Regions from separate parts of the Mus musculus genome. Here region 1 is linked to region 2. A link is a loop called in an ENCODE intact Hi-C map of the cell type or tissue named here. Cell type or tissue: left cerebral cortex. All regions are shown on one strand. Links, peaks and the distances in the headings refer to the core of each region. The heading gives the core; the rest is flanking DNA.

Evidence for each region. Hi-C counts contacts between places; a loop is a spot of excess contacts. Peaks named below come from ENCODE experiments on the same cell type or tissue, not always from the same donor. Only the 100,000 strongest peaks of a DNase experiment are listed, where the experiment ranks them.
Region 1: it touches region 2 in a loop (2.2-fold over the local background); 6 of 42 quality-filtered maps call a loop at or near these places.

The regions. Positions count from the first base shown.
Region 1 is chr3:133,543,217-133,548,593 of GRCm38, forward strand. Tet2 (tet methylcytosine dioxygenase 2) reads right to left here and starts at 1,174. Exons shown (of 11, transcript NM_001040400.2): 1 at 984-1,174. In left cerebral cortex, for the core only: a CTCF peak has its summit at 2,060; DNase peaks (open chromatin) are centred at 131, 1,131, 1,671, 1,851 and 2 more places; H3K4me3 peaks cover 2,031 bases; H3K27ac peaks cover 2,017 bases.
Region 2 is chr3:133,622,914-133,628,290 of GRCm38, forward strand. No RefSeq gene overlaps it. Among named protein-coding and RNA genes, the nearest start is that of Gm40153, 38 kb to the right of the region's middle. In left cerebral cortex, for the core only: no CTCF peak of the experiment used is centred there; DNase peaks (open chromatin) are centred at 2,324 and 3,832.

The DNA of each region.
Region 1 (5,377 bases), core at 85-5,084, 80 kb before region 2:
TTCATTTCTTCGGGCGCCCCTGACCTTGCCTTCTCCAACTCCAAACGCTTCGCCCGCCCCCTCCCCCGGCCTGCGCCTGCCTTTGTGTGTGCCTGTCACTTAAGGGGAACAGAACGAGCTGATTCGGGGGCAGCACAAAGCCAACACACAGATTTGCACAGATTCTCTTACACACATTTCCCAAACTGGAAGGCACAGCCCACTCTGAGCTTGTGAACCTTGAGAAAAGTGGGTTCTGGTCTTGTTTCAGGGAGCAGAGAAACTATTCTTTCCCCTCTCACTTAGCGCCAATAACAAAACGCGAGGACTCAAGAGAAAAAAAGAAAGAATGGAAAAAAAAAAAAAAGCCCTCCACGTAGTGGATCCTGAATCTACACACTGTGACATCTGTCTAGTGTAGTCCACGAGGGGACAAACGTGTTGGAAGCCAGAGACACAAACCCAGAACAGGACCCAAACAAGCACTACTGGAGATAAAAGAGTCAAACACACCGGGTCAGTGTTCTTTCCGGGGTGTCTGAGGATGAACTAGGGGCTCCCTGGACTTATACTAAGAACAGGGGAGAGGAGGATCAAAAGAGAAAGTGGTGGTCCCCAAAGATGAACTCTTTCAGGAAGGCAGCCCCAAGAAAACACTCACTTTCCTGAGACTAAAAGGCCAGAAGAGCGGCTGGTGGGAGGTACAAAGGTAAGTTTTCTGGGTACAGAGGGGAGACACGCATTAGCAGGAAGAAGGGACCACAGAAGTGCAGGTCGCAGGAGAAGGGGGTGCTGAATTAAAACTATATTTGTCAGCCATGTTGAAGAAGCTCCTGTAATTTGTGAGGCTTCCCTCTTCCCTCTTAGTATTTGTGGGTGACATGACAGTCCCCGCAAGGCCGAGAGAAAGAGAGGGAGATTGGAAAGGGACCATTCCGCAGCCGTCAAGAGCGAGGAAAGAAAGAGAGAGAGAGAGAGACAGGCGCGGACCTCAGCGCTCTGACCTGGTTCTGGTCCCTCAGCCTCGCAGTCCACCGCCGTCGCAGCCGGGTCTCCTTTCTAACAAATCCTACAGGGCAGCCATCTTGCTTCCTTCTGCTCCTCTACGAAAGCAGCCTCGCCTCCGCATCAATATTCATAAGGCAGTTTGACGTCTGTTCTCTAGGCTCGGCGGGGCCGGCTCTCAGGCGGCCGCCGAGGGGGCGGACGTGACTGGCATGCGAGCGGAGCGGGCGCGAGCGCGGGAGCGGGCCGTGCGCTCGCTCCCTCGCGGAGGCGCGGCGGGACCCGGGGCCGTGCGCTCGCTCCCTCGCGGGGACGCGGCGGGACCCGGGGCCGTGTGCTCGCTCCCTCGCGGAGGCGCGGCGGGACCCGGGGCCGTGCGTTCGCTCCCTCGCGGGGACGCGGCGGGACCCGGGGCCGTGCGCTCGCTCCCTCGCGGGGGCGCGGCGAGTCCCGGCTGCGCGCTCACTCCCTCGCGGGGGGCTAGGGGACCTCCTCTGCTCGGCTCCTCCCCGGCCTTTCCTGAGCCCCGGGTGCCGCCGGCCGCACACCCACGCGTGGGCGGCCTCCGCGCCTCTGTCTCCCGCGGGGGCCGCGTAGGCACTTGGAAACTCTGCGCCCTCCTGCGCGCTCCAGGGGCCCCTGGCTCCCCGCGCTCCCGCTGCCAGCACCTCACCAGTCGTCTCCCCACTCGCCCCCACACCCTGCCACCCCCTTCCCTGTCGCCCAGCCAAGCCGCTCCCCATTTCCCCAAAGGCCGTGCCGGGAGAGCTAGAGGGGCCTGGGCGCTAAAGTCTCCACTCTGCAGCAATCCGGCGGCGCCGGGGCTCTCCCCGCCCAGGCCCACCTTCTGTTTACTTTGGCCACGTGGGCCGCGCAGGGGGTGCTGTCTCGCAGAGCCCAGAGGAGCGGTGTCACCGAGCCCCTGCTTGTCACTCGAAAGAATTAAGCCAGCAGTTTCTAATGTTCAAGGCGCCCCCGTAAGTTCCTCTATTTTGCACAAATTTCCACTCCGTACGGTAAAGTAATGAAGAAACCGCCTTGTGGGAAGCTGAATTCCGAACAAGCAGAGAGCGCTCAGTTTTCCCTGAAGTTCAAGGCTTGTGCGCACCAGCTCTTCTGCTGGCACTTCCGTTTTTTAAACTTACATTTTAAATGTTCCTTTTGGTAATTATTAACTTTTGAAGATGAGATCGAGGCAAATTCATAGGAATCATGAGACAGTAGTTTAGGAAATTTGTGCTCACACATCCACCCACCCTCCTCCTGTCTTCAAGTTTTCAGTCACTGAATGTTACGTTTTAATAGGTAATCTGGGAACCTCTTCTGTGGGATCGGTTGCGTTCACAGCAACCTTAAGTCTACTTTAACACTATTATATTGTCTGTAATGCACCCTTTCTTTGTGTGTGTGTGTGGGTGGGTGTTCTTTAGAAATGAGGCCTGGAACCAACTAACTCTCTCTCTAACTCTCTCTCTCTCTCTCTCTCTCTCTCTCTCTCTCTCACACACACACACACACACACACACACACACACCACATAAATTTTGAAAAGAAAGAGCAGACCTGCAATCACAGCATTTAGAAGTCTGAGGCAGTAGGATGTCTGACAGTTTGAATTTAGCTGGGTATTGTAGTTAGATTGTTTCAAGAAGAAAGGAAGGAAAAGAAAGGAGAGAGAGAGAAAAGAAGGAGGAGGAGGAGGAAGAAGAAGGAAGGAAGGAAGGAAGGAAGGAAGGAAGGAAGGAAGGAAGAAGAAGAAGCAAATAGCCATAACATTTTCCCTTAATTTCATGAAATGTAAACACTTCCTCTTTGTAAAATCTCATAGATGTATGTACTCACACAGGAAAGGCCAGGACCTCTATGTGGCACATTGTTACTCTGTGTTACATTGTTGCAGAGAAGATTGCCTAAAGTAAGTTCTAAGGAAACAATGTTTCTTCCATTTAGAAACAGTTACCAAGGTGTGATCTCACAAATCAGTAATCAAAATATTTACCTGGGCTCTACAGCACCTTATTTTTAAATTATTTTTTTTTTCTTTTTGAGGCTGGGTCTCACTGTGTGGCACTGGTTCATCTGAAACTATGTAGACCAGTTGGCTTAGACTCTGTCTTAGTCAGGGTTTCTATTCCTGCACAAACATCATGACCAAGAAGCAAGTTGGGGAGGAAAGGGTTTATTCAACTCACACTTCCACATTGCTGTTCATCACTAAAGGAAGTCAGGACTGAAACTCAAGCAGGCCAGGAAGCAGGAGCTGATGCAGAGGCCATGGAGGGATGTTCTTTACTGGCTTGCTTCCCCTGGCTTGCTCAACCTGCTCTCTTATAGAACCAAGACTACCAGCCCAGAGATGGCACCACCCACAAGGGGACCTCCCTGTTTGATCACTAATTGAGAAAATGCCTTACAGCTGGATCTCATGGAGGCATTTCCTCAACTGAAACTCCTTTCTCTGTGATAACTCCAGCCTGTGTTAAGTTGACACAAAACTAGCCAATACAGACTCAATAGAAATCAGCTTGCCTTGTTCACCTGCTTTGTCTGGCCTTTTAAAAAAATTATGATTATTAATTAATTAGTTTATTTGTATGAGTGTTTTGCTGGTGTGTATATCTGTGTACTGTGTGTTGGCCTGGTGCCCAGGAGGTCAAGGAGTGGGAGTCAGTTACAGATGATTTTGAGCTGCTGTGTGGGTGCTGGGAACTAAGACTAGGTCCTCTGCAAGAACAAGTGCTCTTTCTTAACCTCGGAGCCATCTCTCCAGGCTCGTTTCTATTTGTTTACCAAGCACTGCCAAGAGTCTGTTGAGTTCCTGTGGAAATCCAAAACTGCCAGCTAGTGACCAGAGCTAAAATAGCCATACTATTCCTGTTGAGGACTTCCTCAAAACCAGAGTCATTGTCAGAGTTAAAGTTTAGCAGGGGCAGCCTCTGAAGCCTCACCAGTGTCTACAGTGCCCCTAGAAGCCAGCTTTGGAATCCTCCGAGGATTATCTAGGCAAGCCTGTTGTTTGGTCCTGTGTTCTGTCTGCCTTTTCTGCTCAGAGAAGCTCAAGCCATGGTGACAGGCCTGTGATCCAGGAGCTTGGGACGGAAGGATGACCTGCCCATGGTCATACTCACGTGGCTACACTGGATTCTAGGCCAGTCTGGGATACACGAGACCCTGTCTTAAACAAAATCCCCATTTAGAAACTGAAATTCTCATCATAGTTCAGGAGTCTTGCCCTGGCTATTCGGCATTTAATGTCTGATGCATTGAGAGTCAGAGCACACTCAGGACTAACCCAGGGGTAGGAAGTAATAGGATTCCCATCCTACCACAGCCTGGCCCAGAACGAAGGGCAGCAGATACTATGACCCACATGTGCTGACCTTCATCTTGACTTCTCTTCAAGGCTAAACTCTGGAAGCTTTTGGAAAGCTGGCCAGCAGGTGTTAGAAGGCATGTAAAAGGTGCTTGCCACTGAGTAGAGCAACCGGGCTTTGATTTCCAGAGCCCTCGTGGAGATGGAATGAGAGAACTGATTTACTAAGTTGTCATATGGCCACTACAATTTTGCTGTGATACACACATGCACACACATACACAAATAAGAAATATTATTTTATAAATAAGGTGTGTAGGGATGGGGAGATGGCACATCGGGTAAGAAGAGCACTGACTGCTCTTCCGAAGGTCCTGAGTTCAAATCCCAGCAACCACATGGTGGCTCACAACTACCCATAATGAGATCTGACGCCCTCTTCTGGTGTGTTTGAAGACAGCAACAGTGTACTTATAATACTAAATAAATCATTTGGCTGGAGTGAGTGGGGCACCGACCGGAGCGAGGTTAACCGGAGTGAGCAGAGGTCCTAAATTCAATTCCCAACAACCACATGAAGGCTCACAACTACCTGTACAGCTACAGTGTATTCCTATAGGTAAAATAAATAAATAAATCTTAAATAATAAATAAGGTGTGTGGGGGCATGATTGTTGAGTGCACACACCCATGTATCAGAATGCAGGAGGAGAACACAGGACTTCCATACTCTCCCTTCCTATTCAGGTTCCTGTACCTCACCTTAGTTTAGTCATTAGGCCTGACTGCTGGGGATGGCATGCAGTTAGTCTTAAAGGACCCAGTATCCCTGCCTGCACCCTTTCACAGACTGCCACCAATTCCATTTCCCAGTGAGAACCTGGCTCCTAACAGCACTAGTTGCACACTGGACTTATGTCTTAAAGGGCAAGGAGTTATGTCTGAACTGTGCCCATGGTAATTACTTATTTGTAAACAGAAGAGCAGAAGGAGAAAAGAAATAAATCAGATTTCTGATTTTGTATTAACTGAGCAAAATTGTCTTCCCATAAGCATTTCCTGTGGAGTTAAATTTACTGC
Region 2 (5,377 bases), core at 70-5,069:
ATGGTGATTATCAGACAACTGTATCATCTCAAACATTTCTCTGCCTGCAGATGTCATCATGCCTTTCTCTTAATTTGGGAGATTTTATCATGTCTACCAGTGGTACTGAGGATTAATATCTGAAACCATTTCACTGGTTATAAGGCACTGAAACTATTATAATTAGGCACTGCCTGGGCACTCCTCCTTCTTGAGAGAGACATAGACCTTTGCCTTTTGTTCAGTTATTTCTCAGAATAGTATTCCTGTCTTGGCTCCTAAGTAGAAACTTGACTTGCTAGGCTTATTTCACAGTTGCTTCCATCCTTTGACTTCCTGTTTTCACAATGTGCCCGCCAACCAAATGTATCTGTGGTTTTAAAGCACGTGCCAATGGGACAGATATCAGGCAGAAAATGCATCTACACATCCCAAAAGGCCTCTGTTAAAATCAGTAAGATTGCACAAGGCAGGAACCTAAGGAACCATTCTACGAGAAGTGAATGGTCAGAAATTAGTTCATTCAGTGCTCTGTCTGAGCCTTAATAAGCCATGCCTTATCTCTTTGAGCCAGTGGGCAGCTTCTAATTGGTAAGGGTCCAAGGTAAGGCAAACACGTGGAAGGGGACCTCTCTGCCTGCCTTTATACATCAGCGAGATAGCCCTATCATACATCAACGGACGGCCTTCAAGTTGACAACAGGAAAAAATGTGACTCAGCTCATACAAAGGGGGAAGTCCTATGCTGGGCGCAGACAATGGCTCTGTCATTTTGCTGTGTTGCTGGGCTGTCGTCTCTGTGAAGATATGCAGGGCTGGGGACTCAGCCTTCTCTGAGACAGAGCATTTTAGCATCTAAGGTGGAACAGAGCAAAGGAAACAGCAGGAAACTTATGGTCAGGATGGTAAAGTGATACCTTCCAGTCAGTTGTACTTCATATAGCAATGAAAACAGGAAAGGGTCAGCACTGAGATAAAAGCATAAAACAATCCCAAAACCAAAACCCAAATCCAAAACCCCCACCTCCTTTGAATGATGGAGTCTGGAGAACAATAAAGGATGTATTCTGTGAAAGAGTCACTTATTTTTTTCCTCTTATATTTATATATTTATAATTCCCTCTGTAGAAGTACCAACCTGCTTATGGATGTAGAATATCATATGGCACTAAACAGTGTCTACATATGGTTCACATGTTATCTTGTCATCAGAGTTTTGGGGGAGACTTTTGAGACATACAGCTGAGGAGAATGTGTCTTTCTCTAGTATCTGAGTACTTCCAGCTTACATACAACACCACCACCAACTAGGGAGACCACAACTGTCACGTTCTTATCAGAAACCATGTTCCTAAGATAAGCCACTTTATGTGTGAGTTCCTGTGTGTGCAGCCACTTGTCTCTGCATGGATGGTCTGTTATTAATTGCTGCCCCAATGTGTCTTGTCACATCACCTTTTCCAGTGTCTCATTTGTCTGAATCTGCATTCTCTTCTGCTTCTATAGGCGAGGAGACTGTGGGGGAAGGTGCCCATTAGGCCCCCAGTGAGACACTGAGTTATTAACAGCAGCGAGAAGATTACCAAAACTTTTCAGGCCTTTGGAATTTGGTAGGAAAGACATTTACAACAATTTACAACAAATCATACATGAAAACATGACTTCTAAGTTTCAGTCTTTTGAAAAATAATGTTAATTTTTGACTTAGAGTGTGACAAATCTATTTTACTGTGATCTTTTAACTTGTGGTTATTCTGGTATGGGTGCTTGTGTAGTAGCCATGTCACAGTAGCTTGTTAAGGACAGTGGCCCCTCCCCCTTCTGCATTATCACCACCTTCACCTCTGTCTCCTTGGTACACTGTGCCTGAAATGTGTCAGTCATGTTTGTATCAGGCTTAGATCATTCAAACTTACTAAAGAGGAATGAATGAAGGTGTTCATTTAGGAAGTAGAGTGAGTTAGGAGGTTTTGTTTTGGTTTGGTTTTGGTTTTTGTTTTTTGTTTTTTGACAAGGTCTGACTTGGCTGGTCTAGAACTCTCCACAAGGCTGGCCTCCACCTCCTGAAAGTCTACCTGCCTCTGCTTCTTCCTCTCCAGCATTGAGATTAAAGGAGTCTGCTGCCGTGTCCCAATGATTACCTCTTGACTTAATTCTACCCACATATTTCCAGAACCTTCCTTAATCTCAGATTAGAGAGAAGGTCCCTGCCCCTCACCGGCTTCCCACTCTTCAGTGTGGCAGAGCCTCTCCTTTCTCTGTTCCTGTTCCCACTCGTTCATGTCCCATCGCAGTAACAAAATGACTATAGTCTTACTCACCAAAGCTATTGTGTGAGTCAAAAGCAAATACTCTGGCAAGTTGGGAAATTTACCACATCTTCTGAGCCCCACACTAGCAAAAATTACAAATCTATGGAGCTGGAAGAAGAAAGTTATACATGCCATTTCAAATATCCTTGGGGCTAGCCCCATTGCTTGAAGCAAAAATGGTCAAATCTCACCTTGGCAATAGCACCCTGACCATTCTCTTTGGGCTGTGAACTGCCCACAGTACATTCTGGAACTCCTGATGTCATCCTGTATTTTCTCCCTTTCCTATGGTATACGTCTTCTAACCCACCGGCCTACTTTCTTTTGCTTTGTACTTGAATATAAGGAAAAAAGATCTTCATTGTCTTACTAGTATATCTTAAGCTCCAAGAAGAGCATGCTGCATGCATGAAGCTCAAGATTTGTAGAAATAAATGAACCAATATCCATCTATTGTCTTCCCTTACCTAAACCTCTAAGTGGAGCAACACAAATTGAAATTCATTTTCATAGGGCCCAGTAGAGAATTATTCCCAAATATAACCAAGTTTTGTTCTCATCCAGCATGACTGACCACAAATGAAATATGAAGGCACAGCTGGGCAGTGGTGGTGCATGCCTTTAATCCCAGCACTTGGGAGACAGAGGCAGGCAGATTTCTGAGTTCGAGGCCAGCCTGGTCTACAGAGTGAGTTCCAGGACAGCCAGGGGTACATGGAAAAACCCTGTCTTGAAAAAAAACCCCAAACCAACCAACCAAACAAGAAAATCCCAGAAAACAAACAAACAAAAAAAGAAATATGAAGGCACAGTTCAAATAGACTCAATCCATTATGATATTTAAAATGCCTACTTGGACACGAGACTTTGATAGATTCCAGGAGACAGAGATGAGTATGCTGTTACTTCTGTGAAGGATTTCGTCTATTAGGAGACAGGGATAAAAAGTGCCCTTTATCATAGTTTGATGGATACTAAACTAGAAATAGAAGTCCAGAGCAGCATGGTGGGAAATTCCAACAAACAGAATGGTTCTGTGTTCTACGAACACAGGAAAAGTAGACTGCAGGGGAGTGATGATGAGGATGGAGGCATGAAGATACCTCAACTACACAAGCAGCTTCCCTTTTCCCACCACATTAGTTTTCTCTTTAGGACTGTCTCCTGCCTCCAGGGTTCCACGTCGAGCCATCAGAGAAACTGGTAACCTGGGGCTCATCTGTTGAGGCTCTTACACTTTAATTCTCCTTCCCTTTTCCATACCAGTCAGTTGCTGCAGGCTTGGGTTTCATGAGCCTGTGTGGTGTTTGTGCAATGTTCACCATCATTGCTCAGTGATGCTCTGAATCAGCCTGGTTTCCTCCTGAGAGCATCTCCCAGGTCTCATTTTACTTCATGCCTCCTCTAACTGCCTGTTTTATACTTTCCTGGTATTGCCTCACTCCCAGCTTCCTGCACCTTGACTTATCTTTTTTTTTTTTTTTTTTTTGGATGAAAAGCAGTTGGCAGATGAGTCACTGGTACAGTCATTATGAGTTTTCTTTGATGCTCACAAGAGTTGCAGATTCCTGGCCTCGACAGTTTGTACTTCTGCCTCAGATGAGTCATAATTTTTAGGTAGTAGATCAGAGGCTCTGTTTTCTCTTCAAGATGGGTTCTGAATGTTCCCCAAGGTCTGACAGAGTGTTTCCCCTAAAAGAAATGATGGGCAGGATGCAGCCAGGCAAAATAGGAAGAGGGTACAAAGAAAAAGAAGTTATACTAGGGGGTAGTTCCTTCCCAGGGGGAAGTTGTTTGATGATATCCTATTTTTAATGGTAGTCAAAAGGTTGCTCAATTGATGATTACGTTAAACCTTTAAAAGCCTCCAAACGCTTCAGTGGGTGAAGGCTTGTGAGCAGGTCTCAAGTATCTACTCTATTGTATTCTCTGTGGTTTGAGAAAGACAGGAACAAATTAGTTATACCTCCCATAAAGCCATAAATAACTTCTTAATATAGAGGCAGGAAGCACAGAAGGAAAATATTTAACTTCCCAACTACCATAGGTTAGGAAGGCATTGAGGTCACAGTTGTCCTTCCTACATCTTGGAACATGGGGCTTGGCGTACCATGCTAGATGAGTCAGTAAGTTGTGGGCTAGAGAAAGAACACAGGGGTTGAATGTTTCATGGTGTGAGGTACGGAATAGAAGCTGACTGTCCTGTTTGCTTTCTACTGCTTTAATAAACACCACAACCAATAGCAACTGGGGAGAGGAAAGGGTTTCCTTCATTTTACAACTTACAGTTTATCACAGAGACATCAGGGCAGGAATACAAGGCAGGAACTTGCAGAAACAGAAAGCATGGAGATAGACTGCTTACTGGCTTACTCTCTAGGCTCAGGCTACCTTCCTTATATCCCAAGACCACTTATCTATGGGCGGCACTTCCCACAGTGGGCTGGGTCCTCCCACATTAATCAAGTTTAGTTCTCTGCAGACTTGTCTGCAGCTGACCTGATGGAAGAATTTTCTTGATTGGGGATGCCTCTTCCTAGATGACTCCAGCTTGTGTCAGATTGACAAAAATTCACCAGTGCACTGGAGATCCAGTTTTTATGTGGGGGGGGGGGGCATTCTGTTCATGAGCTACCTAACAATGAAAAACATCAAAGGGCAAATTAAGCAGCTGAGATCTTTAAGCTCAAGGCAATGGGTAGACCTTGTACTTCTTGAGTTTAGAAGAAGGGAGGATTGGTGAAAAGTGCACTGAATAAACAGCACTTCTCCACAGAGGAAAAGTTGAGGACTCTTTTTTTTTTTCACTTCACAGTGAATTTTTTTAATTAGGTATTTTCTTCATTTACATTTCAGGTGCTATCCCAAAAGTCCCCCATACCCTCCCCCCCCCCCCACTCCCCTACCCACCCACTCCCACTTCTTGGCCCTGGCATTCCCCTGTACTGAGGCATATAAAGTTTGCAAGACCAAGGGGCCTCTCTTTCCAATGATGGCCAACTAGGCCATCTTCTGATACATATGCAGCTAGAGACAGGAGCTCCGGGGGTACTGGTTAGTTCATATTGTTGTTCCACCTATAGGTT